Regions from separate parts of the Homo sapiens genome. Here region 2 is linked to region 1. A link is a contact called in ENCODE Hi-C or POLR2A ChIA-PET data. All regions are on one chromosome and are shown on one strand. Each heading gives the region's core, a stretch centred on a gene start or an enhancer-like site at or near the end of the contact. The rest is flanking DNA. Distances are from core to core; before and after follow the strand shown.

Region 1 (5,064 bases), core at 1,623-4,122:
GAGACTACAGTTATCTCAAGGATATCTGCTTCCAAGCCCATTCACATAGCTATGGGCAGGTCTCAGAAAGTCTATTTTCAAGTCCATTTCCATGGGACTTGCCACAGGGCTGCCTTATGCTTTATAGCATGGCAGCTGGCTTCCCCAGGGTAAGTCATTCAAAAGAGAGTGAGAGAGAGCCTCCAAGATGAAAACTGCAGCCTTTTATAACCTAATCCCTCAATTACTGTCCTATCACTTCCCAGGTATTCTATTTGTTATATGTGAGTCAACAAGCCCAGCCCACACTCAGCAAGAAGGTATTACAAAACGATGTGAATACCAGAAGGCAAGGATCACTAGGAGCCACCTTATAGGCTGCCCACCACAGTGTATCCTCTGGTGCCCAATGATTTATTTACCTCTCAAATGCAAAATGTACTCACTGCCCCCAAAGACTTCAAAATTCTCATTCCATTGCAATATCAGCTTCAAGTCCATAATCTCGTCATCTAAATCAGGTCCAAGTATGAATGTGGTTTCTCAAGTGTAGTTCTTTAAGCACAGCTCTTCAAATACAATTCCTTGTTATTTTTAAACCCATAAAACAAGAGCAAATTATGTCTTCCTCTGCCAACATGCAACAGCGGGACAGATATAAGATAAGCACTTATATGACCCTGTTCAAAGAAGGGGTAGGGGATGGAAGACATAGGGGTTACAGGTCCATGGCAGTTCTAAAATTGAGCCAGGCAAATGTTGGAAGATCCTTGATTAGGTCTCATATCTGAAATAATTCTTCGTGTTTCTCCACTCTGCCCTCTGGGCTCTTGGTTTCACCCTCCTAGTCTTCTTTCTAGTTTTGCAAAATATAGCAGGTGTTAAAATTCTGGGCCTTCAAAGCCCTGTCTTCATTCTGTACTGTTCTGCACTGTCCCATTCCATCCAAGTGGTAATGTTTCTGTATCTATCTCTTTTGAGAACCTTATGGGTTTCCTGTGAAACTTCTCCAGGTTAAATCCATCAGACAAAAGCCCCACCCACACACCTCTTACAGATAATCTCCCTTCCACCTTGGGCTTCTGCTGAGATGACTGGGGACAATGCCCTTAGGCTTCTTAGAAGCTCTACTCTTTGGCTGAGAGAATCTGTGTGGCACACTCTTAATCTCCTTAAGGGGCCCTTCAGTCTGACTGAAGGTTCTCTGAGGTACCAGAGAATTGTGAAGATCTTAATAAAAAGATTTATGGCCACACCCTAGACATTATCTCCGTTTTAGCATCTCCGACTTTCTGAATAGTGTGAGAGCTTTCAGAACCATCAAGATCCAGCTTCTTTTTGTTTAACAGTCCTTCCCTTAGTTTAGCTTTCTCTCATCTCATGTTTTACTATAAGCAGCAAGAAAAAAAAAATGGGTGGTAACTAACCGTTCTGCTTGGAAATCTCAGCTAGATCCCCTAGTTTATCAGGCACATTTTCTACTTTCCATGTTCCTGCAGACAAGTGTATTGTTAAGTTTCTGCCCTTCCCTCCAGTTTCCAATAAGATTTTTCTCCCATTCCTTTAAGGCCTCACTGCCAGCCTCCTCATAATTCAAAATTGTATGCACAATGGGTTCAAGGTACTTGATCTTTCACCAATACTCTACTCAAAATTCTCACAGTTTCCACCTTCTACACACCGCCTATTTCCAAAACCACTGTCTCATTTTAGATTTTGCTATAAGAGCACTCTACTTCCAGGTTCCAAAATCTGTCAGTCAGGAGTTAGAATTCATTCAGCAGTCAGACAAGTAGAACCACTAGCAAAGTGAGTCAGTGACCATGTTCCATTCTTGTGTCATTCCATTCAATACTCACGTTCATAGGAAAACATCTCACTGTCCCAGCCTGGTTCACATGGCCATCCACTCACTGGCCAGAAGGAAGGCAGTACAGTTGGACTGACAGTGCCATCAAAATGACATGTAATAAGAATGGTTAGTTTTTCAAAAGAAAAGGATATGTTACTATCAAATGAAGCAGAAAGGGATACTGGTTGGGTGAAAGTAAAAGATGCCCACCACCTCTATCAAAAGTCTTTGTAACTGGCTGATGGTCTGCTATTTGCAAATAATGGATAAAAAGATTCCCTAGAGTGAACGGTTCCCAAAGATGTCGGGGTGCTTTACAAAAAAAAAAAAAAAAGATACGATTTTTAATTCTGTCTACAGCTCTAGGGCCATCTCCTATATCCAGGTCAGTTCATACTTTGCTGGTTTGTAATGTTGCATAGGAACAAGTAGTAAAAGGTAGGGAAGGAATAAAATGTCTTGACCCAAACAGAATGATTAGGAATACCTATCTCCTAGAGACATAGCCTGGGAGAGGAATTATGACTGAGACCACACAAAAGTCTGAGTGTGTCGTAAACAGGATAAACATTCAGACTTTGAAATGACCATCAATTTCTGTCTTTTCTATTATTAACATTTCTCTGCCTGTATATTTAAAAAACAATAATTCAGAACATGAATCTTTGCTTTCTCCCAAAAATGTCTTGGGCTATGTGATATTTTCACACAAAGGAGCTATTTTTGGCATTCAAAAATTGCTTTTCTTCCTGCTGGCAAAGAGAATTCACTCACTACCTACTAGTGCATAACGCTTATTTTGCTTAAAAAAGAGAAAAAGGAAAAAGGCGCTTCCTCCAAATGATATAGGAGAAAAGAGAAGATATTAAATTTGTAAAGGACAAAATTACTCCTCCTCTTTGAACATTTTCTGGAACAACACCCTGCTGCCTGTCTATTGTTTCAGAGGCTAATAGTTATATAAAGCCTCTTTAACAGCTTCTATTCCACGACATCACTGTCTCTGCCATGAAAGGAGTAGGCAATGGAGTAATGACTCACTTTAAGACCGCACCCTTATTTATATTCAGGGCTTGTCATGGGAGAGATTACCCCATTCTTTTTTGTTTCTTATTTTTTCCTTGTTTGGCTCTTACTTCCTTCTTTAATCCTTCTAAAGTTTTGTTTCAATGTCTACCTGGAACCCCTATGTTCATACTGAAAATGAAAGGAGAAAATTAGGCCGAGAATCGAAAGATTAGAATTCTCTTTGGTCTATTAACTTATGAGTGCTCTGAAGCCAATATTTTATTTAAAGAGAGAAACAAAAGTAGAACTTTGTAAATAATTTTTGCCCAATTTGATGCTTAAATGGATATTATAGGTCATTATTAAGTAATGAACATTTTTAAATAGATGGTTATTTTAATAAACAAAAATGTTGTTTTATTTAATCTCTCCCTTTAAGTTTTAGGTTGCATGGTAATTTAGGGCATACCACTTGTATTAGTCTATTCTCAGACTGCTATAAAGAAATACCTGAGACTGGGTAACTTATTAGGAAAAGAGGTTTAATTGGCTCATGGTTCCACAGGCTGTACAAGAAGCATGGCTGGGGAGACCTTGGGAAACTTACAATCATGGTGGAAGGTGAAGGGGCAGCAGGCCAGAGCAGAAGGAAGAGAGAGAGGGGAGAGGTGCCACACACTTTTAAACAAACAAATCTCATGAGCACTCACTCACTATCACTGAGCAGCACTGAGGGGCAAACTGCCCCCATGATCCAATCCCCTCCCACCAGGCCCCACCTCCAACACTGGGGATTACAATTTGACATGAGATTTGGGTGGGGATGCAGACCCAGACTATATCACCACTCTTTATTAGGAAACTCTGTAAACTTAACTATTTGGGAAAAATAAATGTATTCGATTTCTTTCACTGAACATAAGCATAGAATGACATACCATTTTTATCAGCATTTCTGTTAAATTTTCTTGGGACTTAAATTTAAAAATTCTCCAAGCCATCTTAGTTTTAAAATTAAAAGAGTATCTATCATTTATAGCACTCACACTCCTGGGATACTAATTAGTGAACAATTCATCTGGAAAATTAAAGATGTTCCAGAAAGTGTTACTAAAATAGGTGTTTGTTTTTTTTTTTTTAAGTCTTTATATGAGGAGAACTAGACTCAACTAATGAGCAGCTGAAAGAATACATTCTTATTCTATGAGATTATATATTTATAACAGAAAATAAAAAGTATGCTACTATGGATGGCATTGCAATACGGCAATACAGTAGAACAAAATCCTATAGGGAATAGGTAGTTCCCAGTTGCCTGATGCCTTCCACTAGCACGATGAGGTGATCTGGTGTTATATCGAACCACTGGAAAGGATTGAAATGACCTAGCCCTGAGGAAATCATCCATTGCCTTATATCCCCCAGAATCTCTGTTTTCTCTTATGGTAGATAAAGAATTTAGAGCAATATGATTCTTCCAATGCTACAGGTTTATAGCTCTGGCAGGTCCTAGCTCCATGTGGACATTCCATATTGCCCTGCTATTCCCACTACAAATCTTTCCTTTTCTTCTTTCACTTACTGGTTACTTGCTATGTTTTTTTTTCTTTTTTCTTTCTTTCTTTTTCTTTCTTTTTTTTTTTTTTTTTTTTTGAGACAGAGTTTCACTGTTGTTGCCCAGGCTGGAGTACAGTGGCGGGATCTCAACTCACTGCAGCCTCCGCCTTCCCAGTTCAAGCAATTCTCCTGCCTCTCAGCCTCCCAAGTAGCTGGGATTACAAGCGTGTGCCACTATGCCCGACTAATTTTGTATTTTTAGTAGAGATGGGGTTTCACCATGTTGGTCAGGCTGGTCTCGAACTCCTGACCTCAAGTGATCCACCCGCCTGGGCCTCTCAAAGTGCTGAGATTACAAGCGTGAGCCACTGCGTCCAGCCTGCAAACTCTTTTTCTTATCCTCATTCCTAACACCTCATCTTGGCCTCTTACTTCAGACACTTGATGACCAGACCCTTTTAGACCAAAAATCATGCCTTATTATAATTAGTACCTCTAGCACTAGCACTTAGCCAAATGCCCAGTATATAGTAGAAATTAGATAAGTGCTTGGTGAATGAACGATGTATAAATAAAGAAGTAGATGAATATTAAAGGGTGAATGATAAATGTCTGGGATAAAGAATTTTTCCTTCATATCACTGAAAAAGTAGAAGATAGGTTTTTGA
Region 2 (5,064 bases), core at 737-3,236, 73 kb before region 1:
TAAATAAAATAGATTTAAGTAAGTAAAACTCAGTGTCTTTACAAGTTTATAGTTCGGGCTATATAAGGCACAGAGCCTTCCTCTACATTTTCCACTCACCATCTGGGCAGTCTTTCTTCTGGCAAGACTTTAAAAATGAAGGGGAGCAAAAGCTTTAGGGGAGGAGTTGGGGAGGGAGGGTGGGCTAGAGAAACAGTGAAAACATGGTTTCAGAAGTTTACTAAGCACCTGCCAAAGTACTGGCATTCACTTCAAGATTACTTTTCTTTAAAGATGTTGAAAGATGCAAAACATTGCTCTTTTCCTAAAAAAGAAAAGCCATATAATCTACAAAACGTTAACTTTTCTTGGGCCCATCAGAAAACTGAGATCAAAAGGTATACGAAGTACATTAGGACTGTTATAACAGAATACCATAGATTGGATGGCTTAAAAAACAAGCATTTATTGTTCACAGGTTGGGAGGCAGAGATGTCCAAGACCAAGGTGCTGGCAGATCCAGTCTACAGTGAGAATACTTTCCCTGGTTTGTATATGGCCTTCATTTCATTGTATCCTCATTTGGTGGAGAGTAGAGAAAGAGCAAGGTGTCATGTCTCTTCATGTAAGGGCACTAACCCTTCTCATGAGGACTCCACCCTCATTACCTAATCGCCTCCCAAAGGACTTACCTCTGATACCATCATGTTGAGGGTTAGGATTTCAACATATGAAATTTTGGGAGATACCAACACTCAATTCATGATATAAGACAATCAAATAAATGCAATTCCAAAGAAGGGCAAGCCTCAAAAAAAAAAAAAAAAAAAAAACAGATACACAAACTTATTCACCTACATCAGAGTATACAACATAAAATGGATAAAAACAACTTAGCAAAAGCTTAATAAATTCTTCAATACTAAGTGTGGTCAAGCATGTAAGTTTAGAAGAGCTGGTAGAACCAGATGTAGGGAAGCCAACACTCACATTTTCTATTCCACAGACTTCTATCAGATGCTTACAAGAAAGACTGGAGGATGAGCAGGTTACAGGGAAGAGTGCCACTCAGTGTGGCACAGGCATAAAGGAGATGATTGGCAGTTACTAATGACCAGGCCAGAGCTGTGCCTACTTCCCTGAACTGTTCTTTCCTACAAAACAAAAGCCTTAATATTCTAGAGAAGGGCAATGAACGCTCTCACTCTCAGCAAATGGGTAAAGATGCATTGCTTCTGGTATAGGAGTAGAATAAAACCAACATTTTATTGGGAAAGGAGTAGAAAAGCTTCTCATCCTTAGGACACAGCCTCCATTCTTGCTGAGATGGAAGTAAAAGCAAAAGTCCTTCTACTTGAGTGCCATACACTGAATGTTTGTATCTCCTCAAAATTCATATGTTGAAACTTAATCCTCAGTGTGCTGGTGCCTTTGGGAGGTAATTAGATCATGAGAGTAAAGCACTCAGAAATGGAATTAGTGTCCTCATAATGAGACCCCAGAGAGATCACTCAACCCTCCTGCAATGTGGGGATGCAGAAAGGAGATGACCTTCTAGGAACCAGGAAGAGGACCCTCACCAGACACAGAGTCTGATTTCACCTTGATCTTGTACTTTCCAGCCTCTAGAACTGTAAGAAATAAATTTGTTGTTTATAAGTCACCCAGTCAATAGCATTCTGTTATAGCTCCCCAAATGGACTAAGACATTGGGGGAAAGGCAAGAAATTGTCTTGAACCTAGCATCCTACACTCATAACACAAAGAGATCTGTCATAACTGGAGGAAGAACAGGAAACTCCTACCTAAGACCACAAAAAAATATAAAGCAGTGTTTGGCTGGGGTGAAAAAGAAGAACAGGATGTAGAGAAAGCCCCACCCCTGAGGCCCAGGCACACAAATCTTGCCTAAGACTGACCAGGAAAATAAAACAAAACAAAAATGCCATCATTCCATTACAAACCTAGCAAAACTAACATGCAACAACAGTGTACTGCTGGTCACGAGCTAGGAGAGAAACTCCCTGTGTGGCACAGCTATGCAGGGTGGTTCTACCAAAACCAGAGAGTACAACTCCAGCACTGAGAAAGATCCTCCAGGTCCCCAGGCACCACACTAAGCACAAGCTAATGGAAGACAAATGCTGTAAGATTTAAAGCCAGTGCTACATTAGAACAGCATTATCAAGGAAAATAATCCAAGCCCAGATCAACAACTAACTATATTAAATCCACTCACCATGCTAAGAACTTCACCAAAGAAGATGCAAGTCCTTTTCCAGACATAAATACTATTAATCTCAGACCCAGTAATTCCTTTTCACACAATGGAATCACTCAATTGAAACTACAAGGCACACAAATGAAACCCAAAAAGAGCTATCAATTGTTAATGGTAAAAGCAATCCACAAAACCAAAGAAATGACCTAGATTTTAAAGCAATCAGATGAATAAAATAGCCATTATTAATATGTTAAGGTATCTAGTAGGAAAGACGGATTATATATAGGAACAAATAGTAATTACAACAGATAGAAACTACCTTTAAAAAATCAAGGCTGGGCACGGTGGCTCACGCCTGTAATCGCAGCACTTTGGGAGGCCGAGGCAGGTGGATCACGAGGTCAGGAGATCGAGATCATCCTGGCTAACATGGTGAAACCCCGTCTTTACTAAAAATACAAAAAATCAGCCAGGCGTGGTGGCGGGCTCCTGTAGTCCCAGCTACTCGGTAGGCTGAGGCAGGAGAATGGCATGAACCCGGGAGGCGGAGCTTGCATTGAGCCGAGATTACGCCACTGCATTCCAGCTTGGGCAACAGAGCAAGACTCCGTCTCAAAAAAAAAAAAAAAAAAATCAAGTATGGGCCAGGTAGTGGTGGTTCATGCCTGTAATTCCAGCATTTTGGAAGGCCAAAGTGGGAGGATCACTTGAAACCAGGAGTTTGAGACCAGCCTGGATAAGATAGTGAGACCCCGTCTCTACAAAAAATAAAATAATTAGCTAGTCATAGTGGCATGCACCTGTAGTCTGTGCTACTCAGGAGACTAAGATGGGAAGATTGCTTGAGCTCAGGAGTTTGAGGCTGCAGTGAGCTATGATTGCGCCACTGCACCCCAGCCTGTGCAGCAGAATGCATTAGTACATTCTTGCACTGCTATAAAGAACTACCTGAGACTGGGTAATTTACAAAGAAAAGAGGCTTAAATGGCTTACAATTCTGCAGGCTATACAGACTTCTGCTTCTGGGGAGGCCTCAGGAAATTTATAATCATGGCAGAAGGGGAAGGAGGTGCTTTTTTTTTTTTAAGGAGTTTCGCTCTTTTGCCCAGGCTAGAGTGCAGTGGCACAATCTTGGCTCACAGCAACTTCCACCTCCCGGGTTCAAGTGATTCTCCTGCCTCAGCCTCCCAAGTAGCTGGGATTACAGGTGCCTGCTACCACACATGGCTAATTTGTGTATTTTTAGTAGAGACAGAGTTTTGCCACGTTGGCCAGGCTGGTCTCAAACTCCTGACCTCAGGCAATCCACCTGTCTCAGCTTCCCAAAGTGCTGGGATTACAGGCATGAGCCACAGAACCCCTCCAGGAGACGCATCTTACACGTCAGAGGCAGGAGTAAGAGAGTGAAGGGGGAGTTGCTTTACACTTTTAAACAACCAGATCTCGTGAGAACTCACTCACTATCATGAGAACAGCAAGGGGGAAATCAGCCCACATGATCCAATCACCTTCCTGCAGGCCCTCCTCCAAAACTGGGGATTACAATTTGACAAGGATTTGGGTGGGGCACAAATCCAAACTACATCACAGAGTGAGACCTAGTATTTTTTTTAAGTCAAATACACATGCTAGTAGAAAGAGAAAATGCTATCAAAGATGAAGATTTCCTTTACTGAGCTTATCAGCAGACCATATACTACTGAAAAACCAATCAAGTTAGTTAGAACATAGGTAAATAAAAATTGCCCAAAATGAAACAGAAAAGAAAGAAAACAAAGAGAAGAAAAACAAGAACAGAGCACCCAAAAGCTGTGGGATAGTATCAATTGGCCTAAGGTATGTGTGATTGGGGTCCCAATAGAAGAGAGACAGAATGAGGTAGAAGACATATTTAAAGAGGTAAAGATTGAGAACTCTTCAAATTAAACGAACAAAGCAAATCATAGATCTAAGAAGCTCAGAGGACACACACACCTAGATATTACATCAAAAATGCTTAAAATTAAAGAAAAATATCTTGAAGGCAAACAGAGGAAAGAAAAGCATTACATGCAAAGAAACAAAGATAGGAATGCAGCAAAGCAGAAGACAAGACAGAAGAGTGACATCTTTAAAGGGTTTTAAGAAAAAATTGTCAACCCAGAACTGTATACCCAATAAAACTACCTTTCAAAATGAAGACAAGGATTCTTCTTACATTCCAAAATGAAGACAAAACAAGGATTCTTCTTACATACCAACAAACACAGAGAGGAATCTTTGCCAGCAAACCTGTGCTAGAAGAAACGTTAAAGGAAGTTCTTCAGGCAGAAATTTTGGTACTAAATAAAAACCTAGATTTACACAAAGTAAAGAGAATCATTAAAAATAGTAAAAATGAACACAAATATAAGATATTTTCTTTCAAAATTCACTTTAAAGGATAGTTGATTGCTTAAGGCAAAAAGTGAAACAATATATTGTACCATGTGTTGAAGCAAAATATGCCAACAATAATTCATAGGATCAAAGAGAAGAACTAGAATTTGATTATGGTAAAGTTCCTACATTAAATAATGTGATATTATTTGAATGTAGAGAATGATAAGATAAAATGTATAATATAAACCCTAGAGCAATCGTGAAAAATACACATAACTATTAAGCCTTCTTATAAATGAAGGTAAGATGGAATTAAAATAATCCAAAAGAAGGCAAAGAAAGGAAAAACAAAGAACGGATGAGACCAGCAGAAAACAATTATCAAAATGGTAGATTTGAATCCAACTGCATACATAATTATGTCAAATAAAACATTCCAAAAATCACATTTAAAAAGCAGATATCATCAGACTGAATACAAAGGTTTACCCAACTATATG

The links. A loop is a pair of places that touch in the nucleus more often than their neighbours do. ChIA-PET counts read pairs that join two places held with the same protein, here RNA polymerase II (POLR2A). Pooled maps may share reads with other maps.
Region 2: a loop to region 1 is called in a pooled map, with 5 times the contacts of the local background. The contact joins two enhancer-like sites. A Hi-C loop is called at or near these places in 1 of 168 maps with a recorded cell type or tissue (Caco-2) and 5 of 50 pooled maps. POLR2A ChIA-PET finds 5 or more read pairs at or near these places in 2 of 52 experiments (Panc1 and naive thymus-derived CD4-positive, alpha-beta T cell).

What each region holds. Positions count from the first base shown.
Region 1 is chr3:177,926,224-177,931,287 of GRCh38, reverse strand. The region is part of intron 1 of LOC107986154 (a long non-coding RNA gene); the gene reads left to right. Among named protein-coding and RNA genes, the nearest start is that of LINC02015, 110 kb to the right of the region's middle. Within about 2 kb of position 2,872, at least 5 of the 41 ENCODE cell types and tissues checked have a DNase peak (open chromatin) inside an H3K27ac peak, as active enhancers do.
Region 2 is chr3:177,998,718-178,003,781 of GRCh38, reverse strand. No RefSeq gene overlaps it. Among named protein-coding and RNA genes, the nearest start is that of LINC02015, 180 kb to the right of the region's middle. Within about 2 kb of position 1,986, at least 3 of the 41 ENCODE cell types and tissues checked have a DNase peak (open chromatin) inside an H3K27ac peak, as active enhancers do.